Linked DNA regions of Homo sapiens: region 2 is linked to region 1. Evidence: read pairs that join two places in POLR2A ChIA-PET (ENCODE). Cell type or tissue: PC-9. All regions are shown on one strand. Links, peaks and the distances in the headings refer to the core of each region. The heading gives the core; the rest is flanking DNA.

Region 1 (4,400 bases), core at 115-4,114:
CCCTTATGTATTCTTGGGTGAGTTTGGATACATAAACAATTCTAAAAATGACTGTAAAATATAAAATTATAGTATTTCCTTCAAGTTTCTGTTTCATTTTTCTTCTTTTATTGTAAGAACCTTTTCTGAAAATTAGAAATACGTATATTTTAGTTCAAATTTAAAAAGCAACTTCAATCTTTTTACTTCCCTACAGATATTCTAGCTGATAACTACAGACTTTGAAACAATAAGGTTTTAATCAGCTTCCATAATTTTTACTTGCCTATGTTCATTTATAAGAAAATTACCTTGTAGTGAATATCATAATGGGAGGCTATGAATTTTGGAGATGGATACTGGAGGGGAGAACACTCACCGACCCCTCCTCACATTTCCCTCTCTCTTCCTAAGAGACGGCAGTACTTCTGTCTATGCTTCTACCTCTCTTGTCTCCACTCCTTTTGGGCCTCCTACTCTAAGAGAAGAAATTTAAATAATCTCATTATTTATTGGGTTATGTTTACCAGTGAGCAAGGATACTATGTACTAAAACCAGAGGAACCCAGGCTCTATCCCTTAGCTTCTAGCCCCTTTCCCTCTGCTGCCATGTGGTACGCTTCCTTCTCACTCTTCTGCCCCTGAATTGGGGAGGGCCTAGATTTTAGTGGATTAATAAACCTTAATGCTGGACTCTGCAGACATTAATTTAGATGTTGTCATTTGTCTCTTTTAAATTCTCCCTGCCTTGCCCTGTGTCAACACCATGTTAAAACCACAATTCTGAGATCCAACACTGTACTTCCTACAAAATTCCATTTTTCGTAGCAAGCAACTTGTACCTGTGACTCCAAAGCTTGCTTGTCTGTCAGTCCCATAGCAGCAGCCAAGTCCCCATGAGGTGCTGCTCTTCATGGGTGGAGTAAGGAAAAACCTTGAACTAATCCATGCATGCCTCCTGCCAAGCTCCTCTTTTTCCAAAAAGGACTCTGATTTCTTAAGAAATCTGGTGTCTTATGGAAGCTGGGTTAAATACTAATTTCCAGTTTACATTTCAGGAGGGAGCCTTTTAGGCTTTCTCAATTTAGTAAGTTGACATAGAGTGAGTGGTTTAAGATTGATTCTTCATCTGATAATATCCAGTTTCTTTTTTTTTTTTTTTTTTTCTTTGAGATGGAGTTTCGCCCTGTCACCCAGGCTGGAGTGCAACGGTGCGATCTCTGCTCACCGTAACCTCTGCATCCCGGGTTCAAGCCATTCTCCTGCCTCTGCCTCCCAAGTAGCTGGGACTATAGGCATGCGCCACCACACCCAGCTAATTTTTGTATTTTCAGTAGAGATGGGGTTTCACCATGTTGGCCAGGCTGGTCTTGAACTCCTGACCTCAAGTGATCCACCTGCCTCGGCCTCCCAAAGTGCTGGGATTACAGGCATGAGCCACCGCACCTGGCCAATATCCAGTTTCAAACAGCGTATTCTCCCACAAATCGAAATTCCACCAGTGTTTACTAAGTGCCTACTACATGCGAAGCACTGTGCAGTTAAACATAAGGAACTATGACAAAGAACACAGTGAAGCAAGAATTTAGTACATTTATTCCATTTTATATGTAAATATTTTAATTATCACTAATGTAGACGAAGGATAATGATATTTTCCCTTACCAGAAACTTAAAATCTGCGGTTAAACAAATTTAAAACCTCACTAAAGAACCAAAAACTTTTTGTTGTTGTAGTTCTTATTTTCTAAAACTTGACGAAGTAATTCTAAAGTTCTTCTGGAAGAAAAGGTGTAACATTTTGTGGGAGAAAAAAGAACTGAGAACAAACTTTCCTAAACAACAAAATAAAATCTACAGTAGTCCACCTTATCTGCAGGGAATATGTTCCAAGACCTCCAAGGGATGCCTGAAACTACCTAGCACCCAACCCTATATGTAGTCTGTTTTTTTTCCCTACACATACCTATCTCTGATAAAGTGTAATTTATAAATTAGTCACAGTAAGAGATTAGCAACATAAACTAGTAATAAAATAGAACAATTATAGCAATATACTATAATAAAAGTTATGTGAATGTGGTCTCTCTCTCTCTCTCAAAATAGCATACTGTACCGTACTCACCCTTCTTCTTGTGATCTGTCAATCTGATAACTGTGACGGCTATTAAGTGACTAACAGGTGGGCAGCATATATGGTGTGGATACGCTGGACGAAGGGAAGGGATGAGTCACACCCCAGCTGGGATGGAATAGGAAAGTACCAGATTTCACCACACTGCTCAGAATGGTGTGTAATTTAAAACTTATTGTTTATTTCTCAAATTTTCCATTTAACACTTTTAGACCATGGTGTACTGCAGGTTACTGAAACTGCAGATAACAGAGGACTACTGTATACTACAAGAAATAACAGACCAAGCCTGGAAGACTCAATATTGCATGTATTATAAAATGACACATCCTTCTAAATTAATCTATAAATTCCATGTGATTCTAATTTAAAATACAGTGGCCAACATTCTCAATTCTTACATATATTAGTACTAAGTTTCCATAAGGAAGTACCAAAGCTTCACCAAGATGATCATCCGAAGAGGAAAGTCCTGGTGAGACTACTACTGAAAATTGCTCCTTGGTGGTATTTATTTAAGTCTCCTGAAAAGAATATAAACTTAGTTATTATAGAATATATTTTTTTCCTAAAAAGTTATTTGTAAATCAAACTTCTAAATATCATACCCTGTTTTCCTATTAATTTCATTTAAAAATTGGGAATGATAAAATAAATATCGTACTTAAAATTGTAACAAACTATATAAAATTGCATTGTTTAAGGGAAAATAATTCTTAGCTAAAACGCTGAAGAGCTTGCTGAGACTCCAGATAAAATTTAAAAATATAATACTTTTTTTTTGAGATGGCGTTTCACTCTTGTTGCCCAGGCTGGAGTGCAATGGCATGATCTCGGCTCACTGCAACCTCCGCTTCCCGGGTCCAAGTGATTCTCCTGCCTCAGCCTTCCGAATAGCTGGGATTACAGGCATGTGCCACCACGTCCAGCTAATTTTGTATTTTTAGTAGAAACGGGGTTTCTCCATGTTGGTCAGGCTGGTCTAGAACTCCTGACCTCAGGTGATTCGCCCACCTTGGCCTACCAAAGTGCTGGGATTATAGTCATGAGCCACTGCGCCCAGCCAAAATATAATACTTTTTATTTGTGTACCAAACAAAGTAACTTAGAAGCACAAAACAAGAACTACTAAAACTTAACTAACAGGTCATTCAGCTGCTCTTACAAAGGGAGTGAGTGCAGCATTCTGGTTAAAAGTGTGAACTCTCCAGCCAGGCTGACAGCTCTCTAGTTCCACTAACAACTACGTGACAAGCGGGCTCCTCAGCCCCTCCATCTCCATTGCCTCATCCGGAAAATGAGAATAACAGCAATAACCTACCTCTTAGGATTGTTACGAGAATTTAATGAAAAATACATGCAATGCTTTTACAACAGTGTCTGACATGTAATAGGTGTTCACATACCTATTAGTTTATATTGAATCCCCTTCAAATATGTTATGACTTTAAAAAAAACTTGCAAAATCTTTGTTTCAGAGGCTCAGCGCTTTTGTGCTAGCTGCTAGCACTTAAGAATGAATGAGCTGATCTGACTGGTGAGAAGCCAAAGAATATGTCCCAGGAAACAATTCAAGGGGCAATAGTAAACATGAAAAACTGAGCACGTGACATCAAGGAGATCTAAAAGTTTAAGCCATCAAGCACTAAAGATCAAATGCTTTATTTCATGATATAGAGAACACTGGACTGGCTTCAGGAGAATTAGGATCTGGTTGTAGCTTACCTGTCAAAGCTTACCTGTTACCCTCAGGTACATCACTTAACCTCTCTGGAACTAAGTTTCTTTGTCAATAAAATGAAATTGAACCATTGATAACTCAAAAAGTTTATGATTTTTTATTATTTATTTATTTATTTATTTTTTTGAGACAGAGTTTTGCTCTTGTTGCCGAGGCTGGAGTGCCGTGGCGCAATCTCAACTCACTGCAACCTCCACCTCCTGGGTTCAAGAGGTTCTCCTGCCTCAGCCTCCCGAGTAGCTGAATTACAGGTGCGCACCACCATGCCTGGCTAATTTTCTGTATTTTTAGTAGAGAAGGGGTTTCACCATGTTGGCCAGGCTGGTCTCAAACTCCTAACCTCAGGTGATCCACCCGCCTTGGCCTCCCAAAGTGCTGGGATTACAAGCGTGAGCCACCGTGCCCGGTCGAAAAAAAAGTTTATGATCTTAAGATAGTTCTTTAATTCACAAGACCCTGTCAATCCAAACTCCTGTATATCAAGATTTTATACATCTATTCATTCACTAACGGTATAATAAGGTTTACTGGTATATTTTGCCCCAT
Region 2 (4,400 bases), core at 212-4,211, 62 kb after region 1:
AGCCCAAGAGAAAAACAAAAATTAGAAGCAATTTTAAAATCTGTTGTGTAGCTGAAATTTCAAAACATATTGTTTTATCACCAACAATTCAGCAAATAAGTAAATATACATATATTTCCCCTTTGAAAGGAATTCTATTAATTGAGGTGGTTTTGTAAATTAGCACTAGGAACCAAGATGCTCACCTTTTCTAGGATGGCCAGTGGCACTGTTGGCCTGTGTTTCATAAATTCCATCATTCTGTATACAGACTAGATGAGAATCTGCTTCTGTACTGAAACTTGCTCCAATGCTAATGACATGCTCATTGGAAGAATTTAGTACTTTCATTACCTGGAAAAAAACAAAAACAACAACATTTATTTAGAAACACTTTTAATATTATATGCCTATTCTAAGAGCCACGTTTCTGGCCAGCTTCATAATTATCAAGCTTCGGTCTGGACAGCTCCCTGGGAATGTGATGGAAACAAATGTTTTAAAATAAAAGCACTTCAGTTGAACAGTAATCACCTCAATAAAACAGTACGAAAAAAAAGAAATATGATCAAACAGATTATTTACAGTAAACAAATTCTATCATTTCAAAAACAATGTTTGTTGCCATAATACATTAGATAGTCTAATTCAAAACAAAAAATTTAATGTGACACAATTCTAAGGGAACTCTAATGTTCAATAATTGTCATTTGAATAAAACAATTATACTTACATCACTGTACTTTTTCCGTGGTATTTTTATGCAGCTTTTTCCCATTTCCATATGAATCAACAGTTGATCTATATTATGCAAGGTATACTGGTAATTTCGAAGGTCCTACATAGAATAATTGCATTACCATAAACTACTAACCATGAGTATTTTTCTATCCATTAAATCCTTCTTTAAGAAATCCTTCTCCACAGCAGTAATAAAGAATATCATTCTCAGGAAAAACTTTGTAGTATTTAGGGTAACTTTCTAGTTACAGAACTTCCAAAATAGAAAAGGTCTTCAAACTAGGCATGGATAAATAAAAGTGAGTCCACTGAAACATTTTTCTATGGTAACAGGGAAACACAAAATTACAAAAAGTATAGGTGGAAGGGAACTTTAGATATCATCTAATCCAACACTTCCTATTATAAATGAGAAAACTAAGGCCATAATTTGCTCAAAATCACAAGACTGACTGACTTTACTAATACATTTACAAAAGTTTCAACAACTTTAAGAGGTCTGTATAGAGTTCTTACATTACCTAAATATCCAAGAACTGCAGGAGAATGAATCAAAAGGCACTTAGAATCAGGTACACGTACATGAGGAGATAGTACGTTCTAAAAAGCAATTCGTCAAAAACTGAGCACTAATGTTAAAATAATTAGGATTTATTGTAAATGAATGGTCATTATACCAAATATGGCAAATTAAAGTAGGAAAATATAAATGTATAAACTTTGCTAAATACAGTTTTAAAGTAACAGTATAAAAATACCTAATAAAATAGTTCAATTACTCACAACAAGTAAGTTCATAATAGTGTGTCCTATTTCTCCAAAAAGAGGTTTTCGGCCTCTGATGCTTGTTAGAGGAGCAGGATATGCTATACATAAGAAAGGAAAACTGGTTACTATCAACAAAAAAAACCCCAAATTATTGAATTTATTACCTTCAACTCTCATTTTACAAACAAACATTATGTATAAATATCACTCAATCAGTTCTTAGGGGAAAGTGAGAGATAATTTTTTTTTTGTTTTTGAGACAAGGTCTCACTCTGTTGCCCAGGCTGGAGTGCAGCGGTGCAATCTCGACTCATTGCAACCTCCACTTCCTGGGTTCAAGTAATTCTCCTGCCTCAGCCTCCCAAGTAGCTGGGATTATAGGCATGTGCCACAACACCTGGCTAATTTTTGTATTTTTAGTAGAGACAGGGTTTCACCATGTTGACCAGGCTGATCTCAAACTTCTGACCTCAGGTGATCCACCCACCTCGGCCTCCCAAAGTGCTGGGATTACAGGCATGAGCCACCACACCCAGCCAAGAGACAATATTAACACTTACTGTGTATCTATGTATCTACTAGATGCTACATTGAACTGGGAACTATACATACATTATCTTATTTAAATTCAACAACCTAATGGAGTGTGTCTATACTATTTCATAAATGAGAAAGTTGAGACACAGAAATTAATCAACTTGCTCCTAGTGACTAATAATTGGTGAAACAGATTTGAAATTAGGCTTGTCTGATTCGAGAGTATTTCATCTTTTCATTATACATCTTGTTTCCACAAAATTATAGGGGGTGGAAAATTATGATAATTGGTTAGAACGATATAGGTTTCTGATAATTTAAAGAGAAATACAAAGAACTAAAGACTTTTAAGGCATTTATAACTAATATTCAATTGTGCTAATTTATGAATGGTAGTAAACTTTTAAAGTTCTTGGTTCAGCATGATAAAAGAAATATACTGGGGCTGGCCGTGGTGGCTCACGCCTGTCATCCCAGCACTTTGGGAGGCCAAGGCGGGTAGATGATGAGGTCAGGAGATCGAGACCATCCTGGCTAACATGGTGAAACCCTGTCTCTACTAAAAATACAAAAACAAAATTAGCCGGGCGTGGTGGCGGGCACCTGTAGTCCCAGCTACTTGGGAGGCTGAGGCAGGAGAATGGCGTGAACCCGGGAGGCGAAGCTTGCAGTGAGCCGAGATCGCGCCACTGCACTCCAGCCTGGGCGACAGAGTGAGACTCCGTCTCAAAAAAAAAAAAAAAGGAATATACAGATAGAGTCAGGGAAACCAATGCACAAAAAGGGAAGGGACATGAGGTCGGCCACCTAACTATGTTCTTTCTTTAGGGCACCATAAATTCTGGACACCAAAAAGGAAAAGAGACCTTACTGGTAACGCAGCAGGCACTCTGAAGAAAAGGAAGGCAAGACTATTTCTATAGTGATAAGACACAGACACATTTGTAACCTTCAGTTCTCAAGTTAGGTCTTAAGCAAACTAATCTCTCTAATGTCTATTATACAAATATACTTCCTTAAAATTCTAAAGAAACACCACATACCCAACATTAGCTGCTTTAAAGACTTAAGTCAAAGTAGTCATTTTCTTGCTAGTACAAACATATTTTGTAATTCTAAAAAGGCAACTAAGTTATTTGAAAGACAGAGGGTCTAGATTTGAAAAAAATACAAGATATTAGTGTGAAAAGACATAAAAACGATAAAGGAAATGATTAACTGCTAGCTTTTTGCCTTATATGAATGAGGGGGCAACCTTTGCAATATGAAGAGGTAGTTTTGTTTAAAACACTATTCTCAACAGGTTATGGCTTAGAATGACATACTATCTGAGTTACAAAGGGACCTCATAAATCATCTATTTGAACATTTAATGGTATTCAAAACCAGTGATCTCAACATAAAACCACAGATATTTTCAAAAGCATTTAAAAATTACTAATTTGAGACAGTTACTTTTAGTCTTTATTCTTGGGACTTTAACTTTCACATTAGCTTTTTCAAATGTACATTACCTCTGTAACAAAATACACACACAGACACACACACAGTTCACATCTAAAAAGACATGGGCACCAACAATGTCAAAGTGCCAGTCTATGTAAAATCTAGCAGAACAGAAAGAATTCAGAAAACAGCTGAGGTGAATTAACTTCTATGTATAACTGACAATTTCCCCTCATTACCACTAAATAGCTTATCATAGCTTTGCAGTTTCAGTCCCCGTGATTTATGATAAGCCCTTCGTATTGCTCCATGATTCTCCAACCTTCAGTGTGAGAAAACTTACTATCTAGAAGTACTACTGGCCAAAATACTGGCCATACTTACATGTTCCATAATAATTTGATTAGCTAGTTTATTCCCCTAATCTTCTATTTAAAAAAGCATTCAAATATTAAATTAGAGGCAAAATACTGGGCTGCATTGATGAAACATTTGGCTTAAAGTGAAATTTCTTAAGCTCTTTGTTTCACACAGTACAAAACCTGAGATGCAAATTAAATTTTGTTACTTTTCCCACAAGTTAATAGCATCACACATGTAAATCCTAAATGGTAAAGAACCCCCATCCACAAAATCACAGTTTAATAAAATTTCCAAATAGATTCTCTCTTTCTCTCAATTTGTCTATTCTGAAATAGTAATCACCACTTTTATAGCTTCTCAACATTTAATTTTCCTCCAAGAAAATCCCTACCAAATTATATTAGAATCAAATGTCTAAAAAGTTCATTAGACGTGATATACTTCAAATGCAATAAATATATTATTTCTTGAAAAAAGTCAGATAAAAGATACAGTGGGAATTCAAAAAAGTTTAACACTAGAAATGATTCTAACTCAGAAATAAGCATATATATAAACATCACAGC

What was found. ChIA-PET counts read pairs that join two places held together with the same protein. Peaks named below come from ENCODE experiments on the same cell type or tissue, not always from the same donor. Only the 100,000 strongest peaks of a DNase experiment are listed, where the experiment ranks them.
Region 2: POLR2A ChIA-PET joins it to region 1 with 9 read pairs; 3 of 35 experiments call an interaction of 5 or more read pairs at or near these places.

What each region holds. Positions count from the first base shown.
Region 1 is chr5:80,514,821-80,519,220 of GRCh38, reverse strand. The region is part of intron 3 of FAM151B (family with sequence similarity 151 member B); the gene reads right to left. Among named protein-coding and RNA genes, the nearest start is that of FAM151B, 29 kb to the right of the region's middle. In PC-9, for the core only: no CTCF peak of the experiment used is centred there; a DNase peak (open chromatin) is centred at 2,180; H3K27ac peaks cover 689 bases.
Region 2 is chr5:80,452,878-80,457,277 of GRCh38, reverse strand. It overlaps ZFYVE16 (zinc finger FYVE-type containing 16), which reads right to left. Exons shown (of 19, transcript NM_001284236.3): 12 at 1,504-1,586; 13 at 713-817; 14 at 186-333. Among named protein-coding and RNA genes, the nearest start is that of FAM151B-DT, 33 kb to the left of the region's middle. In PC-9, for the core only: no CTCF peak of the experiment used is centred there; no DNase peak of the experiment used is centred there.